Linked DNA regions of Homo sapiens: region 2 is linked to region 1. The links are chromatin contacts, found by Hi-C or POLR2A ChIA-PET in ENCODE. All regions are on one chromosome and are shown on one strand. The core of a region is the stretch at or near the end of the contact, and the rest is flanking DNA. Distances in the headings are between cores, read along the strand shown.

What was found. Hi-C counts contacts between places; a loop is a spot of excess contacts on that map. ChIA-PET counts read pairs that join two places held with the same protein, here RNA polymerase II (POLR2A). Pooled maps may share reads with other maps.
Region 2: a loop to region 1 is called in a map of OCI-LY7, with 3 times the contacts of the local background. The contact joins two enhancer-like sites. A Hi-C loop is called at or near these places in 17 of 168 maps with a recorded cell type or tissue (A673, B cell, CD4-positive, alpha-beta T cell and 11 more), 6 of 37 single-sample maps with no recorded cell type and 14 of 50 pooled maps. POLR2A ChIA-PET finds 5 or more read pairs at or near these places in 15 of 52 experiments (CD4-positive, alpha-beta T cell, CD4-positive, alpha-beta memory T cell, CD8-positive, alpha-beta T cell and 11 more).

Annotation. Positions count from the first base shown.
Region 1 is chr1:160,603,920-160,610,307 of GRCh38, reverse strand. SLAMF1 (signaling lymphocytic activation molecule family member 1) reads left to right here. Exons shown (of 7, transcript NM_003037.5): 7 at 1-2,202. Among named protein-coding and RNA genes, the nearest start is that of CD84, 28 kb to the right of the region's middle. Within about 2 kb of position 3,052, at least 5 of the 41 ENCODE cell types and tissues checked have a DNase peak (open chromatin) inside an H3K27ac peak, as active enhancers do; they include B cell, OCI-LY7 and spleen, where a contact is called at or near this core.
Region 2 is chr1:160,672,405-160,678,792 of GRCh38, reverse strand. It overlaps CD48 (CD48 molecule), which reads left to right. Exons shown (of 4, transcript NM_001778.4): 4 at 1-47. Among named protein-coding and RNA genes, the nearest start is that of SLAMF1, 29 kb to the right of the region's middle. RefSeq lists a silencer at 3,995-4,104 and enhancers at 3,955-4,571, 5,761-5,820. Within about 2 kb of position 3,017, at least 6 of the 41 ENCODE cell types and tissues checked have a DNase peak (open chromatin) inside an H3K27ac peak, as active enhancers do; they include B cell, OCI-LY7 and spleen, where a contact is called at or near this core.

The DNA of each region.
Region 1 (6,388 bases), core at 1,803-4,302:
GGGAGCTGATCATGATAACCTGCAGACCTGATCAAGCCTCTGTGCCTCAGTTTCTCTCTCAGGATAAAGAGTGAATAGAGGCTGAAGGGTGAATTTCTTATTATACATAAAACACTCTGATATTATTGTATAAAGGAAGCTAAGAATATTATTTTATTTGCAAAACCCAGAAGCTAAAAAGTCAATAAACAGAAAGAATGATTTTGAGATCTCTGAGTTTTGAACAGTGGACTGGAAACCATGTAAGAGCCTTAAAAGTACAGTTCTGTGCAAATGGCATTCAGTTTTAAAGAAAAACGTAGCAAATGTTTGATGGTGCTGTTACAAAGGAGCTTGGAATACTCAGAGGAACTTGTCCCATGGTGATTTTTCACTTCTCAAAATGATGTTTAAATCCCAGTTCTCTGTTGATTCCCTTGAACAACAAACCTGGAACCTCAGCTAAGACTCTCTGTGACCAGATTCTGAACCTCTTATATCCAGGGCTTCAAGGGGTATTGCAGGTCAAGGTCTTTCCTAGGCACTTTCTACTCCCTGCATACCTCTCCTCACACTAAATTTATCCTCTAGTAGAAAATTAAGTTATTTTGGTCTAACAGCTTCAAATCTTTGAATGCTCAATAACTTATTTTGCAAGCTGCAGGCAGAAAGAGACTTTTTAAGTAAAGTCCTTTGTTTTTTCCTATTCTCTGCTTTTAGACAGGCTGTCCTCAATTTAAGCCCTGCTTTTTCTTATTGTTTCTTATATAAACTTGGTAAGTACTGTAAGAAACAGCCACTATCATACCATTGCATAATAAGGAGCACCAACTTCCCAGCTCAAAACTCAGGTCCTTATTGCCTTGTATCTTACCTCCTCTATGAGGTCAATTCACATTGTAAGCCTGTTGCTTAGTGCATCTCGTTTCCTGGTACCAGCTTCTTTAATAGAGTTCTTAGTTGCAATCAACAGAAGCTGGCTTTGGCTTTTTTATGTAGAAAAGGAACCTATTGAAAAGATACTGATTGGTTCCAATAACTGCTAGAAGTTTCTGCAAAACCATGCTTTGAAAGTGAGCAGGAAAAGAAGAGACTAGGCTGTGGCTGGGAGCACAGCCAAAATTACAAAACCAGCCCAGGGATGATGATCCTGTTCATGCACAGCCACTGTCCCCAGCACTAGGCACAGACTCTACCACTGCCTCACTGTCTCTGCTGGACTTGGAAACTTGATATTACTGTTACTGCTGCACTGTCTGCCATGAAAATGAATTCTCCAGGGTCCCTTCTTCATCCTTTCATCTCTAGCTTATAATTCAAAGTCTGGGATTGAGTGGCCAATCCTAGGTCACATGTCCATGTCCTATCTCCAAGGGGGGCTGGGAATTGAATATCTGGCATTTTCCACTTTCACTTCTTATGAATTAAGGAATTCTACAAATAATAGAAGTGGGATTCAGGTGGTAGGCAGACAAAAAAGCCTCACAATTATCCACTACGCCACCCTTGTATAACCTTACCCTCATTCACTGTCTACTCTCAAAACTGTGGAGCTACTAATGAAGATTTGTAAACCCGGGCTTATGAGCACCCATTCCTTTACTACAACTCAGATTGCTCTAGAAGCTCAGTTCCCAGCACTTGGATTTTTCCAGTAGCTGAATTCTACCTGAAGGAAGGGCAGAAACAAAGGGTGAAGAAGAGGCTATCACTTCCAAGTATCCTGCACCCCTGGGCTCAAGACCTCACTGGGGAGGGAGTCTTTTGGGCCACCCACCAAACAGCACTGGCATTATGCCTCTCACCCTAGACCATGGTTACACGTGGTAAAACAACCCCTTCTGGTGATACATTCACAACTCTCTAGTTTCCCCCAAATGGCACTATGGGGAGCGGGAGCTTGCCTTTTCCTCAGACTTAAAACAATAAGTTTTCCCCGTGTTTCCCCTCTAATGCTGTTTTCTTTTGACCAAGCATGTCTGAATTCTAGAGAAGTCAGGAGGAACACACCCATTCTCGGTTTGAAGGGACTGATGTTCTGAAGTACAACTGGGCACAGTCCCAGGCTCTTCAGGACGCTTCCTCCATTCACACAGCGGGGATGTGATTGTTACAGCGGGTGGTGTGTGCTGGCTGAGAAGCCACTGTGAATTGATTCTTCTTCTGAAGTTTATGTTTCTACTTTTTGGAAATGAATAAATTACAGCCAGTCCATCAAGGAAATTGCAATTTTGTCTTGTGTTTCCTAAAGGATTTATAACACAGTAATATGGCATGATGTGTTTCCTGGCCTTATGTCTCCATGCCATAGTTATGAAATGCTGAAGGAGGCAGATTTGATCAGATAGGATGTGAGGTTGTCCCTTTCCTGGAGGTGGACAAGGGTTAGCTTGGCATCCCCTTCACCAAAGGTCAGGAACCACCCTCCACATGGAGAACTGTGTTGAAAGGATTGTTTAATTTTTGTCACTGCCAGAGTAATTCCCTTCCCTGAACTCTGCCAAATTCCCCTTGTGGACAAAATCTAGAGCAGGGTTTCTCAACTGCCACACTATTGACATTTGGGGCTGGATAATTTTTTTGTCATGGGGCTGTCCTGTGCACTGTAGGGTGTTTAACAGCATCCCTGGCCTCGGCCCACTGGGTGTATGGCACATGCCCTGTCCTTGATTGTGACAATCAAGTGTCTCCAAACACTACCAAATGTCCCCTGCTTGGCAAAATCTCCCCCAGTTGAGAACCACTGATCTAGAGATATGCTGGCCCCCTGGTGAGCTCTGAGAAAACTAAATACGCTTCTATATACCAAGAAGTAGATCTGTCAAAGGTGGCCACCTGGTCACTTAAGCATGGCCCAAACCTGCCAGTGACACCCAAGTTTACCTAAATATTAGAATTACCCGGGAAACTTTTTAAAAAATAATGATGACCAAATCTAACCTGAAACCAAAATGAGATCTGGGTTGAGATTTATAGAACTACTTATACCACAGAAAGGATTTCGTGATGAGTTTCACACACCAGCCACAAGAGGGTGATATAGCAACACAATCCACCCAACCTTAGCATCCCCACCACTTCCTTGTATCTAAAGGATGTGGACTTAGTCACAGACTGGATGAAACTGTGTCTGGTTTCTCAGCTCTTACAGGCTGAAAGGAGATAAGGAGGCTAATGTGGATTGATGAAAGGCTCTAAAAGGTTAAGTGTACTAAGTTTATTTCACAGAAGACTTCTAGTTCTACTCAATGCTTCACTCATTCAACAAAGTTATTAAGTTCCTACTAAGTGTTTGGCTTGTCATCCAGCAGGAGATACAAAGAACACAGGCAATTGAAGTATTATAACAGGTAGATCACTATGTGATCTACTGAGAACCATTGGAAAATAAAAGAAGATGCTATTAATAATTACCCTGGGGCAGGGGATGGCAGCTAGGAGGCAGGACTAACTTGCAACTCTCACTCAGATGTGTGGAGACTCACATCATGAACTTTTGTTCCAAGAACCGCTGCAGGAACATACCAGGAAAACTGAAAGAATTCACCAGCCCTTTGAAAGAAGTGGCTTGCCACTGCAAACTCTGTGAAATAGCTGAAAAACTGTGAGTGCCTAAAGTGTGAGAGGGGGAAAGTCTACCTCTGAACACACATCTTCACTGGGGAAACCTGAAAATCCAAATAACAGGAGAAGAATTTAACTTTACCTAGAGCTGAAATGAATTTAGAGAGCCAAGCAAAATACAAAAGTAGAAGAAGCAGTGGGAAGAGCCCTACAGGCACTCCTGGTCCCCCAGGAAGTCCAGGGAAGTCATTTCTGACTTTATCTCACAGGGTTCCTTGGGGAGGGCTGCCAGTGGGATTGGGGAAGGGCCACAGGGAGAAGGAAACTTCCAGCTGAACTTTGTAATAATTTTGACTGAGTACGAATTGTCCTGGTCAGGATCTGTGGAGATGAATAGAAAGTGCAGATATGAGCACAGAAGCCACAGCAGGCAGGGAGGGGTGAGGCCTGAAAGCCCTGCTTGCCTTCTCAGCAGAGAGGCTAGTATCCCAGGGCAACATCCCAGCCCTGCATACCAGAGGCTTGGATATAAATTTGGCTCTTTGGGGAGCATGGCAGGAGTGAGACTGGCCTTGCTGGCTGTGTGGGAGTGGGGAGAGGCCTGTCACCACTGGCTTTCCCCCACTTCCCTGGCTACCTGTACAAAGCAGCAGAGGCAGCCATAATCCCCCTGGGAACATAACTCCATTGGCCTGAGAACCACACCCCCATACCGCACAGTTGCCACAGCAAGCCCTGTCCAAGGATAGTCTGAGCTCAGACATGCTCAACTCTGCCCCCACCTGATGGTCTTTTTCTGCCAGCCCTGGTAGCTGAAGACAAAAGACATAATCTTGTGGGAGCCCTATGGCCCTCCCATCACCTGAGAAACCCAAATACTTATCCAGGTGACCTTAGGGCAAGCTTGTATTCCCCCGTACTGCTGCAGCTGATGCTCTCTTGAAATCGCCACCTTCTGGCTGGAGGCCAATCAAGTCAAGCCATTATAGCAACTCATAACAAAATAGCCCTGCTCCAAGGAAGGAGAAAACAACAGCTAATTCCACCACTTGTAACGTCCTGGCTAACCAGAGGTCCTGAGTCTGTCCATGTGACAACTTCACTGTTAGCATAACCAGCATTTGAGAAAACCTGTGCACTAAACAAAACTACAACCAAGGACTCTCACAGAATCCACTTCACTGCCCTGCTACCTTCACTGGAGTAGGTGCTCGTATCCGTGGTTGAGAGACCTGAAAATAGATCACAACACAGGACTCTTTGCAGACACTCCCCAGTACCAGCCTGGAGCCTGGTAGGTCCACTAGGTGGCTAGACCCAGAAAAGCAATAACAATCACTGCAGTTCAGCTCTTGGGAAGCCCCATCTGTAGGGGAAAGGGGAGAGCACCACATCAAAGGATCACCCTGTGGGACAAAAGAATCTGAACAGCAGCCCTTGAGTCCTAGACCTTTCCTCTGACATAATTGACCCAAATGAGAAAGAACCAGAAAAACAATTCTGGCAATATAATTAAACAAAGTTCTATCACACCACCAAAAGATCACACTAGCTCACCAGTAATGGATTCAAACCAAGAAGAAATCTCTGAATTGCCAGAAAAAGAATTCAGAAGGTTGATTATTAAGCTACTCAAGTAGGCACCAGAGAAAGGTGAAAACCAACTTAAAGAAATTTTTAAAATAATACAAGATATGGACAAAAACACTGTAAAGAAATAGATATTATAAATAAAAAACAATAAGAACTTCTGGAAATAAAAGACATGCTTAGAGAAATGCAAAATACACTGAAAAGTTTTAACAATAGAATGGAACAAGTAGAAGAAAGAACCTCAGAGCTCAAAGACAATGCTATTGAATTAATCCAATCTAACACAGACAAAGAAAAAAGTTTTTTTTAATGAACAAAGCCTCCAGCCAATTTGGGATTATGTTAAATGACCAAACCTAAGAATAATTTGTGTTCCTGAGGAACTCAAAGAACACCCAGGAAATTCATTGCAAAAAGATAATTACCTAAACACACAGGTTTAGGTAATCTAAACCATCAGGTTATCTAAAGTCAAGATGAAGGAATGAATCTTAAGAGCTGTGAGGCAAAAGCATCAGGTATCCTATAAAGGAAAACCTATAAGATTAACAGCAGATTCCTCAGCAGAAATCCTACAAGCTAGAAGGGATTGGGGTCCTATCTTTCATATCCTTAAACTAAGTAATTATCCTTACTTTAGCCTCCTTAAAAGAATAATTATCAGCCAAGAATTTTGTATCTGGCAAAACTAAGCTTCATATATGAAGGGAAGATAAAGTCTTTTTCAGACAAGCAAATGCTGAATGTATCACTACCAAGAGAATTTGCCACTACAAAGTCAGCACTATAAGAACTGCTAAAAGGAATTCTAAATCTTGAAACAAAACCTCAAAATACACCAAAATAGAACCTTCTTAAAACATAAATCTCACAGGACCTATGAAACAATAACACAATGAAAAAAAAAACCAAGCAATTCAGGCAACAACTAGCACAATGAATAGAATAGTACCTCATATCTCAATACTGACATTAAAAGTAAATGGCCTAAATGCTCCACTTACAAGATCCAGAGTGTCAGAATGAATAAGAATTCACCAACCAAGTATCTGCTGTCTTTAAGAGACTTGCCTAACACATAAGGACTAACATAAACTTAAGGTAAAGGGGTGGAAAAATATATTGCATTCAAATGGACACAAAACTGAGCAGGAGTAACTATTCTTATATCAGACCAAACAGACTTTAAAGCAAGAATAGTTTTAAAAGACAAAGAGGGACAATCCATAACAATAAAAGGACTAGTCCAGCA
Region 2 (6,388 bases), core at 1,768-4,267, 69 kb before region 1:
TATTATTTTTTAAAATAAACATTTGATATAATTGTCAATTAACTGAATTCCTGAAGTTGTCCCAAATCTGTCAGACAGTGCCTGCTCCATCAGCTGGGAGAAACTGGAATCTGGAGACACAGAGGGGAGAGCCTGGAGCCACCGGCTCCTGTGTGTCAACACAGCTGAGGAGCCAATTTGTGCTACTTCTGACCCTTATTCCAACATCCATGCTAAGCTTCCTGGGGCTCCAGCTCCCCTGCCAAGCCTTTGCCTCCTTCCCAGTGGCTTGCCTTGCTCTGACCCCTCTGAGGACCACTCTCCTTAAGTCTGCTGCAAACATAGGTTCAGGCTTGCTCTCGCAGAAGGAAGGATGCAGCTCTATCTCATAAGAAGCCTTCCTGCCCCACAAGCCTCGCATAGGGAGCTGAATTCTCTCTCCTCTTTTCCATTGACTGTGTGGGCAAGTCTTCAACTCCTAGTCGTTTCACTGGATCCAAAAAAACCATCAGATCGACACAGTGTTCTCACCAGAGTTGTCCACTATATGCAGGTAGGCGCCCCCAGGCCCACCACTGACATAACACCTGGGATTTTTGCTTAATGTCCCCTCCTCTAAGTCTCCTCATGTGCCTGGAGCTGAAAGGGTCACTACAGAATGCACTTCCCCTTCAGAAAACTGCCCACCACAGACTGCTTGCCTTTCAAACCAGACCAGCCTCCCCCATCTCCCTCGTGGCCCTTCCCTCCTCACCCCATCTCCTCGGTGACAGATACAGTGCTATGTGTTTGCCAAACCTTCTCATTTTCCCCTGGGTGAGTGAAAAAACTCTTTTTCCCAGCTACTTTTGTGTTTAGCTGGAGCCATGTGATGAAATCTGTCCAATAGAAAGTGGGCGGCATGGATGTGGCAGGAGTGAAGGACTTCGGAAGTCTGGCTATATGATGCAAGGAACTGCATCGGAGCCATTGTTTGGAAGGCAGCTGCCTGCCCTACATTGCACAAGCATGATAAGAAAGGTAGGGTTTTGTCTTTTCCACAAGACAGCCTGGGCTTCCGAAGAAACCCCCCACCCTGAGCCCAGCCTGTAGTCCCATCCAAAATCACCTCTGAGCAGCCTGCATCCCCATCCAAACTCACTTCTGAGCAGTCTGCATCCCATCCGAACTCACCCCTGAGCAGCCTGCATCCCTATCCAAACTCACCTCTGAGCAGCCTGCATCCCCATCTGAACTCACCTCTGAGCAGCCTGCATCCCCATCTGAACTCACCCCTAAGCAGCCTGCATCCCCATCCGAACTCACCTCTGAGCAGCCTGCATCCCCATCTGAACTCACCCCTAAGCAGCCTGCATCCCCATCCAAACTCACCCCCGAGCAGCCTGCATCCCATCCAAACTCACCTCTGAGCAGCCTGCATCCCCATCTGAACTCATCTCTGAGCAGCCTGCAGTTCCATCCAAACTCACCTCTGAGTATCCTGCATCCTACAGGTGGACCATTTCCATCCCCTTTCTGTAAGCAGCACCCTTTTCCTTCCCCTCACTTTTCTCAGTGGAAGAAGAGGGTTTTGGGGGGAATTTCACGCGCACACACACACACACACACACACACACATATACACACACGCGCGAGCGCGAATGGGATAAACAAGCAGTAAGAAGGAAACAAATGCCACTTTCTGTCACAAATAAGCACATTCCTCAGCTGCTGAGGAACCAGCGTGCCTCTGCGGACATTGTATTTGTATTATTTCCAGTTACTGGAAACCTGAGGTAAATCTCACCTTAGACGGCTCAGGTCACAGACACCAACGGTTCCCTGCTCCTCCCATCCCTCAAGGCAGTGCCAGATACATAATTTGTGGGGCTCAGTGCAAAATGAAAATGTTGGCTCCCCTTGCTCAAAAAGCAAGGAAAATGTGCCAATAAAAGTACTGAAATATTAAGCCTTTTCTTTTCTTCCACAGTCTCTCTACTTGAGATGGTATTTTTTTATTTGCTTGCTATTTAATGCTGTTCTAAGTAAAGGCAAATTAAAAACTTAAATTATCATGAATTTTACTTTCTATATTTTAAAACATTAGTTTTAAATGAAAATAGAATATTTAATTCATATTTGGGATCATTGCAATTACTCAATTTCTATTTCGTGGCTCATGCATGCATATATATTTTGTTCTTATTGGAAGTGTGAAAACGCTGCGAAAACCCAACTTAACTTTTTTATTTTACTTCTTGTTGCATACACATTCTCCCAACACTCTGTGAAAGCCAGTGGCTCCCATAACGTGACCACTTTGCACTTACTTTGAGTTTCACTGAACTCCCACATATTTTGGGTAGGTCCGCTGGAGTGCTGTGCTCATGGGATATGAAAAAGGGTAACAAGGAATGGTGGCAGACATGCAGATTACATGTATCTTCCCTTCTCACCTGCATGCTTAAGCAGAAGCTGAAAGAGAAAATTATCAAGAATTTCCAGATAGTGTCAGCAGCAGCAGAGCACTAACCCAGGTTCAAGGCCCTTCTGACCTGGGGCCCCGTGTCACTGTACAGGTCACAAGCCCGTGAAGCCAAATTTACCTCAAGGACAACTAATATCTTACACCAAGACAACGGCCTTCTCTGGAAGTCACAAGGCCTGGTTCTTATGTTCCCCAGCCCCTCATATCTGTCTATGCATCAAAAGTTAGTAGAAGCTGGGCGCAATGGCATACACTGTAGTCCCAGCTACTCCCAGGGCTGAGGTAGGAAGATCACTTGAGGCCAGGAGGTGGAGGTTGCAGTGTGCTGTGATCATACCTGGGAAAAGCCACTGCCAGTCCTGCCTGGGAAACAAAGCAAGACCCTGTATCCTCAAAAAAAAAATAAATAAATAAAGGTTAGTGTGTTCCCTTATCAGTATACACAAGCCCATTTGTCTTTGTGCAAAGAGGATACTCCAGAATTAGCCTCAATTTCCAGTCATGAGTATACTCTTGTGAACTGAGGTGTCAGGATAAGTTGCTTCCCCTTGGCCTTCAGGCGGCTCAGGCAAGCTCCTGCACTGCCCTCTGCTGGCTCCAGCGCAGCAAGTTTAAGTAAAACTTAAAGCCTTGGATTAGGTCAGTGCTTCTCAAACTCTAACTTGCCAGCAAATCACCTGGGGATCTTGTGAAAATGCAGACTTTGAATCAGTAGGTCTGGGGTGGGAACCAGCTTGTCTCAACAGCCAGCATGAGGTTACACATGGAAGGTTGGCAAGGCCAGGAGCTCCTGTGGACTAAGAGAAAGTAACCCTCATATCTGGCTTTGCACAAATAAGCAGCTTGGATTGGGCCCTTGTGTTGGGACCAGGTAGGGGTACATATAAATAGACCTGGCCCCTCAGATCAGTGAGTTCATTCATTTACCACCTATATTTACCAAGTGCTTACCTATGCTAGGGGTCCCATGCTGGAAGCCACTTAGTAAGAACAAACACTGACTACCACGTATGCCCTAGGCTCTGTGCTGAGCTCATTACCTGAAAGGCTTTCTTTTTTTTTGAGGAGTGTTGCTCTGTCACCCAGGCTGGAGTGCAGTGGCGCGATCTCGGCTCACTGCAAGCTCCGCCTCCCAGGTTCATGCCATTCTCCTGCCTCACCCTCCCGAGTAACTGGGACTACAGGCGCCTGCCACCACGCCCAGCTAAATTTTTTGGCATTTTTTTAGTAGAGACAGGGTTTCACCGTGTTAGCCAGGATGGTCTCGATCTCCTGACCTCATGATCCGCCCATCTCGGCCTCCCAAAGTGCTGGGATTACAAGCGTGAGCCACTGTGCCCGGCCATGGCTTTCTTTAAGGAACAGGGCTGTGGGTTGTTTAGAGTGGAAGTGTTTCCAAAAGTCTTCATTGAGGATTTGGACTTTAAATGGTTTTTGGCCATTTAAAGGATTTGGCCAGGATAATTTTACACAACTGTTGGTATGATCAAAGCAGCCTTAGAAAGGTTCCATCTCTCATTGTCCCTTCTTGTCCAGGAATAAAAAGATCAAGCTCCTCCACAGTGTTCTTGGGCTATCTTCAAGTGCGTTTGTTAAAGTGGCAGCTCCTGCACCTGGAGAGTGTGCTCTCTCTTCCCCACAATTCTTTCTACTCCTCCTCCCCCATCTCTAACCTCCTTAGAAGACTGCATGGTGGGGCAGAGGATGGATTTAGCTCAGAGCCACCTGCACCAGCTGGCAAATGCTAACCACAGGCTCTATTCTCTTTCGCCAGCTGCTCTGCCCAGCCCTTTGCCCCAGTTGGGTGAGTGAGAGCCCACTCCTTTTGCCTGGTCCCCTCCCCCAACTCCAGCCTGCCTGTCTTTCCTCCTCTCTCCTCCACCATCTTCTCCTCCTACAAATTTTTGTCACCATCATGTTCTATTCCCATCATCTTTCCATCTCTCATTTTTCTGTTCCTCTGTCTCATCCCATCCTGCTGATTATTTTTTTTCATAACTCCCACTTTTCACCCAGACCTCACCATGCCAATTCTGCCTCTGATGTTCCAGCTGCCCATGAGGGTCTGCACATCCCCTGACAGGCAGTGCCTTGGTTTGTTTCCTTCCTCCTTTACTGACATAGGAAACACAGTCCCCTCAACAAGTGTCTCCTATCCCTGTGACTAACTTGGTCAGAGACTCCTAAGGAGCCGACAACGCAGCAAACACATTGGTTGGTTCCCTCAACAGATATTTGCAATAGGATTTCCAAAGGCACTTTTCCTAATGCCTCATATTTAGAGCTAGGACAAAAAGACTTCACATTCTAGAAAGCTGCAAATAAATTGGGGCAGCACCACCTCTAGGGCTTAGGAAGGGGTGACTGAACTGGTTCTACTACCCCAGTGTTATTCACCCCCACTCTATATAAACAGAGGACTAGGGAGAGAAGAGAGAAAGAGGATCATCAGGATCAAAAGTGTTGGAGTTTGGGGAGTCCTGCAGCTTTCCCCTTCCCTTCCTATGGGTAAGGTTCTCCACCCATAGTGCCACATGAAAGAGACCTCCAAGAGTGCCACATGAGAGGTTCAAGGTATGCAAAAGAAAGGGAGACTAAAGTCTGAATTCTCGGTTGGGTAGTGGATCTGTTGATTTTCTTCATGGTAGAAACATGACATTGCAGCAAGATCGGGAGCAGCCTGCATACTCACTGTTTGGCATGGCAAAGATGTAGTAGTTTCCACAGTGGATGCTGCAGGCATAGTCAGGCTTCACTTGTCTTGCCACCCTGGCCACCAGGTAAGCAGATCTCCAGCAGCAAGAGGTTTTATTGATACATCATTGGTGGGAGCTGAGTGGGAGGAGGGCCGGAAGAGGCCAAGCCAGAGATCTCCCACATCAGCACACTACTCAGTGGAGAGTTCCCCACCCCCACCCTGAAAGCCGTTACACCTGTGCTCTACAAAAAACAGAGACAACCACCAGCAGCCAGGTAACTAAGACATAATTTGGTCCTCTCCTCCTGGCCCTATATGATTTGAGAATCTGGAACTAGATGAGGTAAAATAGAAGGGGAAAGATCAGACCACACCCTCTTCCCTATTACAGATTTTTAGATCATGAGACAAGCTTGGGCTGAAGTGACAGGAACAAGTAAAAGGGGAGTTTTACATCTGAGCCGTACTGTTAAGTTACTGGAAGTGATAGAAACGAAAGTGAATGATTTTCCCAAAACCTCCTTAAGTGATAGGAGGCAGATTTGACACAGTCCTCATGTGAATGGGGGAAAATAGTTCTTTGATGTTAGCTCCCAACATACCAAGTTCAGACTGTTCAAAAAACAGTTAGATGTATTCATTGAGCAGCTGCTATGAGTCAAACACCTTTCCAAATTTAACACTGAGAATGGCAGGGATAGTTCTTGTCTTCCTACATGTTTCGTTCTGGTCTGGAAGATAGTCATAAGGGAAATTAGTAATTTAATCCCAATGATGTCAATGGCTGCATGTGTCAAATATGACAATTGCTAGATGGAAGAACTATTTCAGACTGAGATAAGTCAGGAAGATTGAATCTTCTTTTGAGGGTCAGATTCCTTTTGGAATCGAGACTGAAAAAGGAGAGGTGTTAGATAGGTCAGAGGGGTATGTGTGGAAAAGCCTTCAAGGAGGAGGAAGTAGGAGAATGCAAGGATAGCCGAGAAGAACAAAACAATCTGGCTGCTGGAAAGATTTGCATAAAAAGGTATCTAAATAAAGCTGTTGCCTAATTTCTAGACGGCAAATAGCTATCTTGACTAGTGGCTCTGGAAAAGTAAACCAGTTCTCAAAGTATGAAATATTATTTGTCATAATAATTCTGGGGTTATGATTTCACAAAATCAGAGTCATATTAATGAGAGAAATCTCTTTTCCTAATGTAACTGAGGCCTGCTTATTTATTTAGACACCTAGTGAGAAAA